2 separate regions of the Homo sapiens genome follow, and region 2 is linked to region 1. A link is an interaction called in ENCODE POLR2A ChIA-PET data of the cell type or tissue named here. Cell type or tissue: MCF 10A. All regions are shown on one strand. Links, peaks and the distances in the headings refer to the core of each region. The heading gives the core; the rest is flanking DNA. Region 1 overlaps RUNX1 (RUNX family transcription factor 1). Region 2 overlaps LOC100506403 (a long non-coding RNA gene).

Region 1 (5,380 bases), core at 59-5,058:
TCTTTATTGCCTCAGAATAGAAGATACAAAGATGAATAAAATTCTGTCCCTGTCCTCAAACAACTCATTTTCATAGAACATCTCCAGAGAAAATGCTTTGCATGTCTTCGGTTTTCTCCAAGTAAAACAGCTATTTTTCAAACAATCCATAATTCCAAACAAATGCCATTTCCATGGAAAACTGAGTTCTATATTCTAAGGACCTGATTTTCAGTCTGACTTTTGAGGGTAGTCCTGGTGCCAGTAGCTTAGGCCTCAAGTCTGCATTTTGCATGTGTGATGTGAGTGCGATTGGATCAAGCAATCTGCAAATACAGGCACTTTGCACACAAGTATATACAGTACGCCGACATCTTAATTCAATTCAGCATGGAGAATCAGGAAATTATGTGCAAGTTGAAGGATTTGTATCCCGTCCAGAAATCCCCAAATAAATTAATTATACAACTCCACTGTCAAAAATAGTGGCAAATGTTTGGGTAAGGAAATGGAAGAGGAGCATAAGCATGAATTTTGGCTGTTAGGTTGTTCCAGTGGAAAAGTGAGAAATCAAAATTAAAAATACTTCATAAAAAATACTCCAAATGCAGACTACTCCTGGAATCCGAGGGTACGTTAATTTTTATACTTAGTTATCCGCAATTAAAATTAGACCCAAAGCCATCTATTGTAAAAGGAGAAATCTCCCTGCAACCTTTCAGGATCTTGTGGGATTTCCTGAATTTGCAAAGAGCAGAACCTGAGCCTTCACTGACTCTCTTGGTTTTTAAAAGCTGCGATGTTTTTCTTTTATTTTTCCTTTCTCACTCTTTGGGCGTTTCAAGACTCTGGGCACAACTGGCTTTCCTGCAGACAAACACAAGAGTGAAAAATGTTGCGATTGTGTTTCCTAAGGACTCTGAGCCCCCAGGGCAGACGGCTCCTTTGTGTCTGCAGCCTTCCTTTGCGTGACAAAGGGCAAGTTTCACATCCCCTGAAACTGTCCCCAAAAGAAGAAGATGACTCATGCTTACAGACCTACACTAAGGAGAGTGACAGGAACAGAGTCTGCTGCAGAGCCAACTCAGGTAGACCGGGGATACCTGCAAACTAGACCTGAGGAGGCCGAGTCACAACAGGAGTCGGGGCTCGCCCGTCAGACACGGGGTGTTATAGGAGGATTCTGCTCTGATGTGGCCTGGATGCACTTTTAAATATGTTCTTCACACCTAGGCAAGAAATGACCCCGAGCTGCATGTCTTTTTGCTTTGTAATCTCCTTGCCACCCTCAGCTCTTTGGGGAGCAGTGTGCACATTTGAAGCAATCCTGAGGTTTAGCCACTTCCCAGATGTGGTGAGGAAGTGGAGAGTGCGCTGGGCCATGCGGAACTGCAGGTTCCAGCCGTGGCTTTATTTGACCACAATTGGCTGTCAGAGTTCACCAGCCCCAGGGCCGCCAACGTCAAGACTAATCAAGCCTAGACCTGGGGCCTCCCCGCTGACTGGCCCTGGGGAGTGTGTCATGGCAGCGAGTGTCCAGGAAGACTCACCCCTTGACCTTCTTCCCAACTAAATAAAGCAGTTAGTATTTTGCCCTGGCATTTGGATGGACACACTGGCGTCGAGGGAGACAACACATGTTGCAGTGAGGAGCACTGGCCTGGCTTGTTTACATAGCATATCAGCCACTCACAGTTGTGCCTTACAAAGGTCGCCAGCTGGCGGGGCAGGAGTGAACTTGAACTTGAAGTTCAAGTTGCGTTTAGGCCTGGTAGCAGCCCCATCACCTGCTGAACACACACACACACACACACACACACACACACACACACACACACACGCACAAAACCCCTCCTCATGTCAGACGTCAGTGCCTACTTCATCCCCAGCTCCTTCTTACGGGATCTGTCACAGCTCTGGTCTTTGTGGAATCACCTTTATCATGTCTTTAATGATCATTCCACTGACATTTACTGAGACCTTTCCCTGTGCTCTGCTTGTATATTCAGCATTCCATTTAACCTGCAGAACAATGCTACGAGATGGAATGACTGTTATTAACCCCCTTTTACAGATGACAAAGCTGAGGCCCCAGAGAGGTCAAGTAACTTGCCTGAGGTCACACAGCTAGCAAGTGGCAGAGCGAGGTTTTGAACCTAAGTAGGTTGCCTTGAGAGTCCACACTGAATGAATCACCACTGTGTTTCCACCTTCATGGGATTTTATATGGAATTCTTCTCTCTCACTGCTTCCAAGCCTACATCAAGACAAACCTCATCTGCCCTGTTGTTTTTTGTTCTCACCTTCTTATTCAGTATGAGTGTCGTTTGGTGCTTCTAATGGTCTTCTAATGGTCCTCCTGGAACCCAAGCCCTGGCTGGAACTGATGCTGCTGTGGTGGTCAGGGTTCAGTGAGCAGGAGGAAGGACTTGGTGTTTACCCCTTGTTTACCCCTTTCCTTGGCTTCCTTCCATGCAGGCCACCCTGTGACCCCGTGGTGGCCCCCTCTGGAACCAAGAGCTGCCGACTTCCAGCAGCACACACAGGATCAGTGCTGGGGCCATCTGTGCACTGACCAAAGCCTCTGCTGGCCTCACCAGACCAAGGCCAGTGAGTGCTTCAGGGAGCCTTGGATCCTCCAGGCTGCCAACAGAAACACCGGCCCTCTCGGCAGCAGCCCCATCCTTCCACCCCTGCACTGGGTCCTGAAAAGCCCATTTTGGGGCCGTTGCTATTTAGCCAACCTGCCCTCCCTTGCTCTCCTGTGATTTCTCACTATTCCGGCTGCAGCTCGCTGGGAGAAACACTTGAGAGTCTTTTGTGCTCCACACCCATGTACTTAAAATACCAGGCCTATAGGTCATTTCAATGAGGGAATTTGGCTCATAACACGTGTGCCCCGAGGCACAGATCCTACTTCTGCAGATGCTGGCCAAGAAGGGCTGTGTCCCAGCCGCCATGGGGTGGGGCCACAGAGAGGGCAGGGCCACGTGGAGGGCAGAGCATGTGGCTCCTGTCAGGTGCGCCCGTTGCTGACTGCAGCCCAGTATCAAGGCTCTGCTGGGTCTCATTGGAAGAATACAAAGGACGTGTAAGGCAGTTTTCGTGCTGTGGAAAAATGTCACCTACACCTGTGAAGAAGTCATCACTGTGTCTGTAAGATAATAAGCAAATGTCCTTGTACCCAAAGCTGTAAACAAGAGCCCTTTGTGAGGGAGAACCACATGACTGGCCAAAACGCCCCACCTACTAGTGTGTGCTCGGTGGAAATGTCTTGTGACTGTGCTTAAAATGAAGGGCATGATTGGGAGGCCAAGGTGGGCGGATCACAATGTCAGGAGTTCGAGACCAGCATGGCTGACATAGTGAAACCCCATCTCTACTAAAAATACAAAAAATTAGCTGGGTGTGGTGGTATGCACATGTAATCCCAGCTACTCGGGAGGCTGAGGCAGGAGAATCGCTTGAACCCGGGAGGCAGAGGTTGCAGTGAGCCGAGATCACGCCATTGCACTCCAGCCCAGGAGACAGTGCAAGACTCCATCTCAAAAAAAAAAAAAAAAAAAAAAGATGGGCATGAAATAATGAGAATTCAGATAATGACCATTCATTTCACAAATTATCACTTTGATTAAGTTTTACTCCTGATTATATAGGTTAGTCTGTGGTTTACCAGATGGGGTGTCATGAGTGCTCAACTGCCAGAGGCCCAAACGCAGCTCAGTAAGAAAATGCTTTTGAGCTATAACCCAGGTTGAGTACCATTGGTACATTAGAATCACAGAGTCAGATTTTACTTTTTGGGGCAGTGGTAGGTGTGGATAAAGTATCTCCAGTCCAGATTTCTTGTACTGGTGCTATTGGGTTTGCGGGTGGAGATTTATGACCTCAGGGATAATAACCGGAAGAACAGTGAGTAGAAAGCTCAGGGATATGAGTTTTGCTGTATATCAAAGCTGTGTGACTTTGGGAAAATTACTTAACCTTTCTGGGCCTTAGCTTTGCTACCTATTCATCAAGAACAATAAAATCCATCTTGTTTATTTCATGAGATTGGTGTGAGGACCAAATGAAATAGTATATGGGAAGGTGTTTAAAAAGTTGTAAGTTCTACACGACTTAAAAATGCCAGTATTATGAATGCAACCATTCTTTGTTGTCATTTGGGTAGTCGTGGATAGCGTGGTGGTAGGAGAGCCACTATCGGAGCAAGACTGTTCCAGAGGGTAAAACACACGCGTGCCTGTAGAGCAGTTGTCACTGGTAGAGCCATGATGGGAGCTCTTACTACATTGCTATTTGTACTGAGTTAAATAGTGTTCTCCAAAAAGTGTATGTCCACCTAGAACCTTAAAATATGGCTTAAGGTCTTTACAGGTGTAATCGAGATAAAGTCATACTGGACTTGGGTGGGCCATAAGTCCAATGACTGATGTCCTTCTAAGAAGAGGGAGGGGACACCCAGTAGGAAGACAGTCATGTGAAGATGGAGGCAGAGGCTAGAGTGCTGCAGCTGCAAGTCAGGAAACGCCAAGAAATGCTGGCCACCATCCGAAGCGAGAAAGAGGCAAGGATCCTCCCTAGAGCCCTCAGGGGGAGTGTGGCCCTGCTGCCACCTTGATTTGGGACTTCTGACTTCCAGAATTGTGAAAGTCTTAATTTCTATTGTTGTAAGCCACCCAGTTTGTGATAATTTATTACAGCAGCCCCAGGAAACAAATACAGTATTTTTATGAAGTCACTGAGGTGCTAGAGTTGTAGGCAACAGAAGAATCACACGTGGACCTGCCCGCCTGCACATGGCTATGGGCATCTCAGGCCAGCTGCATTCTTGGAAGATGAAATCAGAGAGTTGAAAGGGACATTGCATGCATCCCATGAACCCCCCTCATTTTGCTGATGAGGAAACTGAGATCTGGAGAGGTAAAATCGTTTGTATTGCATCCCCAAACTTGTAACTCTCTTGCTGAAAGAACCACCTCAGTCTCTCTCTCTCTCTCTCTCATACACCCACATGCACCCCTAGACCTACTCAGGACTGGGACAATGGCATTATCTATTGTTGTGTCCTCAAGGGACTTTTTTTTTTTTAATTTTAAATACCCCCTCTCTCCTAAAGCCCCTTCCCACTTGCACCCTTTCCCACCTTTCTGTGAGGGCTACATGGGTATATAGAAAAGGGTCCCCACCTTCTGGGAGACTAGGTCTACACAGCCGCAAACTGCATTCAGTATGACACCCTAAATAATCAAAGGTGAAGGATGATTTATGAGGCAGCCCAAACAGCCATAAAGCAAAATGTAGTCATCAAGGAAGGCTGCCTGGAAAACAAGTGACTGAGTGACTGCCCGTTGCCAGATGCTGAAGGGCAGGAAGACTCGGGTGAAGGGTGCAGCAAGGA
Region 2 (5,380 bases), core at 190-5,189, 530 kb before region 1:
AGTCAAAATGAATTCAAGCCTTCAGAGGATTTGCACTGAGTCACTGCCTAATGTTGTAGGGGACAATCTGGTTTCTTTCCCACCTTTGGCTACAGGGAAACAGCCTTTCTTCTTGGGCTTTCATTCTCCCTCCCTGTTTTCTACTCCTGATCCCTGTAGAAAGTGGTTCCATTCCACAGAAAGTTAATTGATTGGATTCCCCTCTGTCTACAGCACCTTTCCACACAGCTATGAAGTTTATTCTACCATGACTGTGTGCCATCCACTTTACACAAAAAGTGTAATTCCACTTTTTGATGGAATTTTCTTGGGACTGCTTGTCACAGGCAGCATTTTTCTATGAATGGAGATAAACCTCTGTTAAAGACCAAAGTGAAAGTGTTCATTCTGCCCTATTCCTTCTTCCTCTCTAGCCAGCCATCAAATGCCTGGCAGTCTCCACCTCAGAGGAGCTGAGACTTGAGACTTGGAGGTGGGCCCAACCTAAGTGAAAACTCCAGCATTCTTGGGTTTGTTTGTTCATTGGACCTCAGAACAATAATTGATATATAGGACATACTTTTTGTAAGGCAGATTTTAGAAACATTTAAGTTAAAATACTTCAAAGCAAAAGAGATTTTTCTGCTAAGAATCAGGCTTTAGTTATTCAAACATTATCTAATCTATAGTAACTTTTTCTCCAAAAATTCCAGACATAGAAAATGTCGTTCTTAATATGTCAATTCCCAGTTTGATTTGTCATTTTTGAAATAATTAGCACAATATTTTTACTTTTATGATTATTTGATAATTTACATTTTGGGGGCTATCTTCCCTATCTTTAACTAATTCTGGAACAATCAAAGCAAAATAAAATGGCATACTTAATAAGTTAGTTATTTTTCTTCTTCCAAACATGTTTAAGCTCATGTTGGAAAGAAAGTTGGATTACTTGCTTCTTAAGGATATAAATGTATATCCTGTCTTTTCCTGAATACACAAGAAAACTGGGTTAAGCCACTTTATTTCTTTAAAATTATTCTTGGCCAGCCTTCGGGAAAATCTGTTAGCTTGTCGAGATGAATTTTACAAGCAGTATCCCAGGTTATGGAAACCATTGCAAAATATCCGAGAGATAAAGGACCTTTGCAGAACTAGGGTTACAAATGTGTTTATATATTATATATATATATTTTGGTACTGTGAGTACTCAGAATATTTGGACTGTTGTGTAAGTGAGAGACAGCTTTCGTTATTTTATTTTATTTTTTAAGTAAGAGATACCGCAGTGAGATTTAAAATGTTAAGGGAGCACCTGGCGAAAATGCATACTCTCAAATGTTTTGAGAAGCAATGCCGTGTTCTGCCCAGACTGTTTTCTGTGGACGACTGTGTAGTGTGTTGGTTTTGTTTCCTAATGTTTAATGAACGTTATAAATGACGCTCACTAAACAAGACCTCACACCAACCAAATTTTCTATTATTTTGAAATTTTCTATCCTTTTTGCCATAAGGCCTTTCATCTTTTGCTTGATTAGAATATACGCATGAGTGTTATGCTTTTCCTTAAATTCCTGTAGGTCATCAAGTGTCTGCCCCCAGTTTCTCCTTTTGATGGACAGATGCCTGCTTCCTTTCTACCTCTGACATAGAGTGCCGCTTCCAGACTATTGGCAAGAAAGGCCACATAAAGAAACCATTGCCGGCCGGGCGCCGTGACTCACGCCTGTTACCCCAGCACTTTGGGAGGCCGAGGCGGGCAGATCATGAGGTCAGGAGATCGAGACCATCCTGGCTAACACGGTGAAATCCCGTCTCTACTAAAAATACAAAAAATTAGTCGGGCGTGGTGGCAGGCGCCTGTAGTCCCAGCTACTCGAGAGGCTGGGGCAGGAGAATGGCGTGAACCCGGGAGGCGGAGCTTGCAGTGAGCCGAGATTGCGCCACTGCACTCCAGCCTGGGCGACGGAGCGAGACTCTGTCTCAAAAAAAAGAAACCATGGCCCACCTCTTATGAAGTTCCTTCTCATAGGATCATAATGAATGGAGAGTTGAGTCGTCCTAAATTGAAAGTGCAGGTCTTGGAGTCAGATGAGCCTAAGTTAAAACTCATAACCCACTCACTGGCTGTGTGACACTGGACAGGTTATTACCCTCTCTGAGCTGAGCTCTTTCCTCCACCATCTCCTAAAGCTACTGTGAGAACTGAAGGAGACAAGGTCTCTTGAGTGCTTAGCATGGCTTCAGTGCACTGTGGATGGCCCATAAGCAATATTGGTTTTGTATTGTTGCCACTGTTTTTATTATTATTAATAAATTGCAGGATCCTCCATAGAAGCAGGGTGATGTACAAGATGTGAGAAGAAAACAAAAGGCAGAATGGTTTGAGGGGCAGAGGGTTATTTATGGGTTTGGGTATTGTGCGGATGGGAGATTAGGAAACCAAACAAGAAGCTCCATCTGGAGTTGTTGAGGATGCATTGACCAGACCACAATCCACAGCCAAGAAGTCTACCTTCCAGGAGAGCTCAGTTCTTATTTTCATCAGACTATAGGCCTGTGCTGAGATGGTCATGTTTCACCATGCCCAACAATCCATGACTAGGGAACCAAATTCTGAAGTCAAACTCTTAAAAATCCTCCCCTTCTAGAAAGGTGCCATTGAGACAATCCTTATATCTCAGTCCTGAGCATCCCAGCCCTCCATGGCATCTGTTGTCACCATTCCCAGGACTTTCCTCCCTGACAGGTCATCTGGGCTGTCACTGCTGGGTAGGGTCCCAGGTTCATGGCCCCAGACAAAAAGCTTCCTGGTCATTGCTGGGCTCTCCCCAATCCTCTCCCACAGTTTAGCTGGTGTTCTCTACCTCCTGTCTGGGTCCTGCCCTTCACCTGCCTTGGTGGTCTCTTTGTCCTGCTTAGGTCAGCCCTGAGCAGCCATGGGGCTTAAGTAAAATGCCAGAAGGTTTTCCATCTTGCCTTATGGGTGCTACTCTTCCGACCCAACCCATTCTCACATTGCCAGGGCATATAACTCTGTCTTTTCCTTTCCTGTCTGTCAAAGCTCAAGATGATTCATAGGATTCAAGCTATTTTTCACTCTTCCTGATTTGTACTGGTTTCTCTAATCCCTCTACTGCATGAGTCAGCAAGACTCAACATTTGATAGAGAACTTATTTTTAAAATATTTTTAAAATATTAAAAAAATAAAATTTATTTTTAAGTTGAAGGATATTTTGAGTCAATTAGAATTAATTTTGAATAGGACTGAGATTAGGGGCCTGAGAAGAATATCATTGGCCGTAATCAAAGAAGTAGAGTGATCCAATATTCTTTTTATTTATTCATCTTTCTCTCTTTAAAAATGTGATAATATATATATATAGCATACAGGCGCCTGTAGTCCCAGCTACTCAGGAGGCTGAGGCAGGAGAATGGCGTGAACCCGGGAGGCGGAGCTTGCAGTGAGCCAAGATCGCGTCACTGCACTCCAGCCCGGGTGACAGACCAAGACACCTTCTCAAAAAAAAAAAAAAAAAATATATATATATATACATATATATATATATATATATACATATATATATGTATATATAAAATAATATTTATCATTTTAACTATTGGTAAGTTTACAACCCAGTGGCATTAAAGTATATTGACAGTGCTGTGTACCCATCACCACTATCTATACCCAAAACTTTTTCATTGCTGCCAGCAGAAACTCTGTACACATTAAACAAAAGCTCCTTTTACCCCCGACAGCCCTTGGTAACCTTTATTTGTTCATCTTTTTAACCACTGAGAAGTGAACTCAGCTAGCTCACTATGCGTATTGGTTTTCTATTGCTTCATACCAAATTACCACAAACTTAGTGACTGCAAACAACCCATATCAATGGTCTCACAGTTCCTGTAGGTATGAAGTCTAGGCTGGCTATGGCAGGGCTGTCTGCTGGTGGTTTCACAGACCACAATTAAGATGTTGAACGGACTACCATACTGTTCCCATCTAAAGGTGCTGTGGTTCTCATCTGAGGCTTAGGATGCTTTTCCAAGTTCACTGTTAGTGGGATTCATTTCTCTGTGGTTGTATGGCAGAGGTCCTTATTTTCTTGCTAGATGTTGGTCCAGGAAGGCTCTTGGCTTCTAGAGGCTGCCTGCCGTTCCTTGCTGTGTGGCCCCTGTAGGTGGTTCACCACATGATAGTTGCTTCTTTCAGGCCAACAAGAGCACATGTCTCTGACTTTCTCCTCTGCAACCAGGTGGAGTAAACACTCTTAAAGACCTCGTTTGATGAATTAGCCTCATCCCAAATAATCTGCCATTTGCATATAATGTAATATAATTCCAGGACTGATACCTTATCGTATTCGAAGGTTCTGCTGATACTTGGAGGAAGGGATTTTATAGGGCTTACATACACCAAGAGAGGGTATCTTGGGGACCATCTTAGAATTCTGGCCCCACATTCTACTAGGGCCAAGATCCCTCAGCGCAAATGCTCTTTAATAGTTCTTTCTGTGCTTAATTTCTACCAAGGTGTTTCTAGTGTTCTGCTTTTTAAGACTGTGCAGGTTGGTTACCAAGACAGAGAATGTAAGTTCTCACCTTTAATTAACATGAACTTGATTAAGTCCTTTCACTTTCTCAATTATTTAATCCATGTCTGTACATATGGAATTCTCAGTGAAGACTAAATCTGTGTGGAGCGATGGGCAATCATGTGTTCACTCAACAGTCACTGAGCATTTATCAAATGCCAAGTCCTAGGCTGGGTGCCAGGGGGCTGGGACTTCTTCCAGTTGCAGATGTATGTTTAAGAGATCCTCTTTTTCATTGTCTTAGTCCATTTTCTGTTGCTTATAACAGAATACCTGAAACAGTTTATAAAGAAAAGGAATTTATTTTTTGCAGTTATAGAGGTTGAGAAGTCCAAGGTCAAGGGGCCACATCTGGTGAGGGCCTTCTTGCTGGTGGGGACTCTATGTAGAGTCCTGATGTGGCACAGAGCCTCATGTGGCCAGGGAGCTGAGGGTGCTCACCTACTTGCTTTGGTCCCTCTTCCTCTTCTTAGAAGGCCTCCAGTCAGACTCCCACAATAAGCTATTAATCCATTAACCCATCAATCCATTAATCCATGGGTGGATTAATCCACTCATGAGTGCAGAGCCTTCATGACCCAATCACCTCTTAAAGGCCCCATTTCTCAATACTACCACATTGGGAATTAAGTTTCAACAGGAGTTTTGGAGGGGACATTGAAACCGTAGCAGTCATTTCTCACTGAGGATACACCAGTGATCAAAGCAGCTAAAAAGTCCTACCTTTCTGGAGCTGACATTATCAGCAAGGGAGACAGAAAGTAAATATCACATATGATACAGTATATAATGGGCCAGA

The links. ChIA-PET counts read pairs that join two places held together with the same protein. Peaks named below come from ENCODE experiments on the same cell type or tissue, not always from the same donor. Only the 100,000 strongest peaks of a DNase experiment are listed, where the experiment ranks them.
Region 2: POLR2A ChIA-PET joins it to region 1 with 6 read pairs; 1 of 35 experiments calls an interaction of 5 or more read pairs at or near these places.

Annotation. Positions count from the first base shown.
Region 1 is chr21:34,861,719-34,867,098 of GRCh38, reverse strand. All of the region lies in intron 5 of RUNX1 (RUNX family transcription factor 1), which reads left to right. All of the region lies in intron 1 of RUNX1-AS1 (RUNX1 antisense RNA 1), which reads right to left. Among named protein-coding and RNA genes, the nearest start is that of RUNX1-AS1, 28 kb to the right of the region's middle. RefSeq lists enhancers at 840-1,119, 1,160-1,329, 600-1,799. In MCF 10A, for the core only: no CTCF peak of the experiment used is centred there; DNase peaks (open chromatin) are centred at 1,068, 1,408 and 2,858.
Region 2 is chr21:35,393,613-35,398,992 of GRCh38, reverse strand. All of the region lies in intron 2 of LOC100506403 (a long non-coding RNA gene), which reads left to right. Among named protein-coding and RNA genes, the nearest start is that of MIR802, 320 kb to the left of the region's middle. In MCF 10A, for the core only: no CTCF peak of the experiment used is centred there; a DNase peak (open chromatin) is centred at 3,052.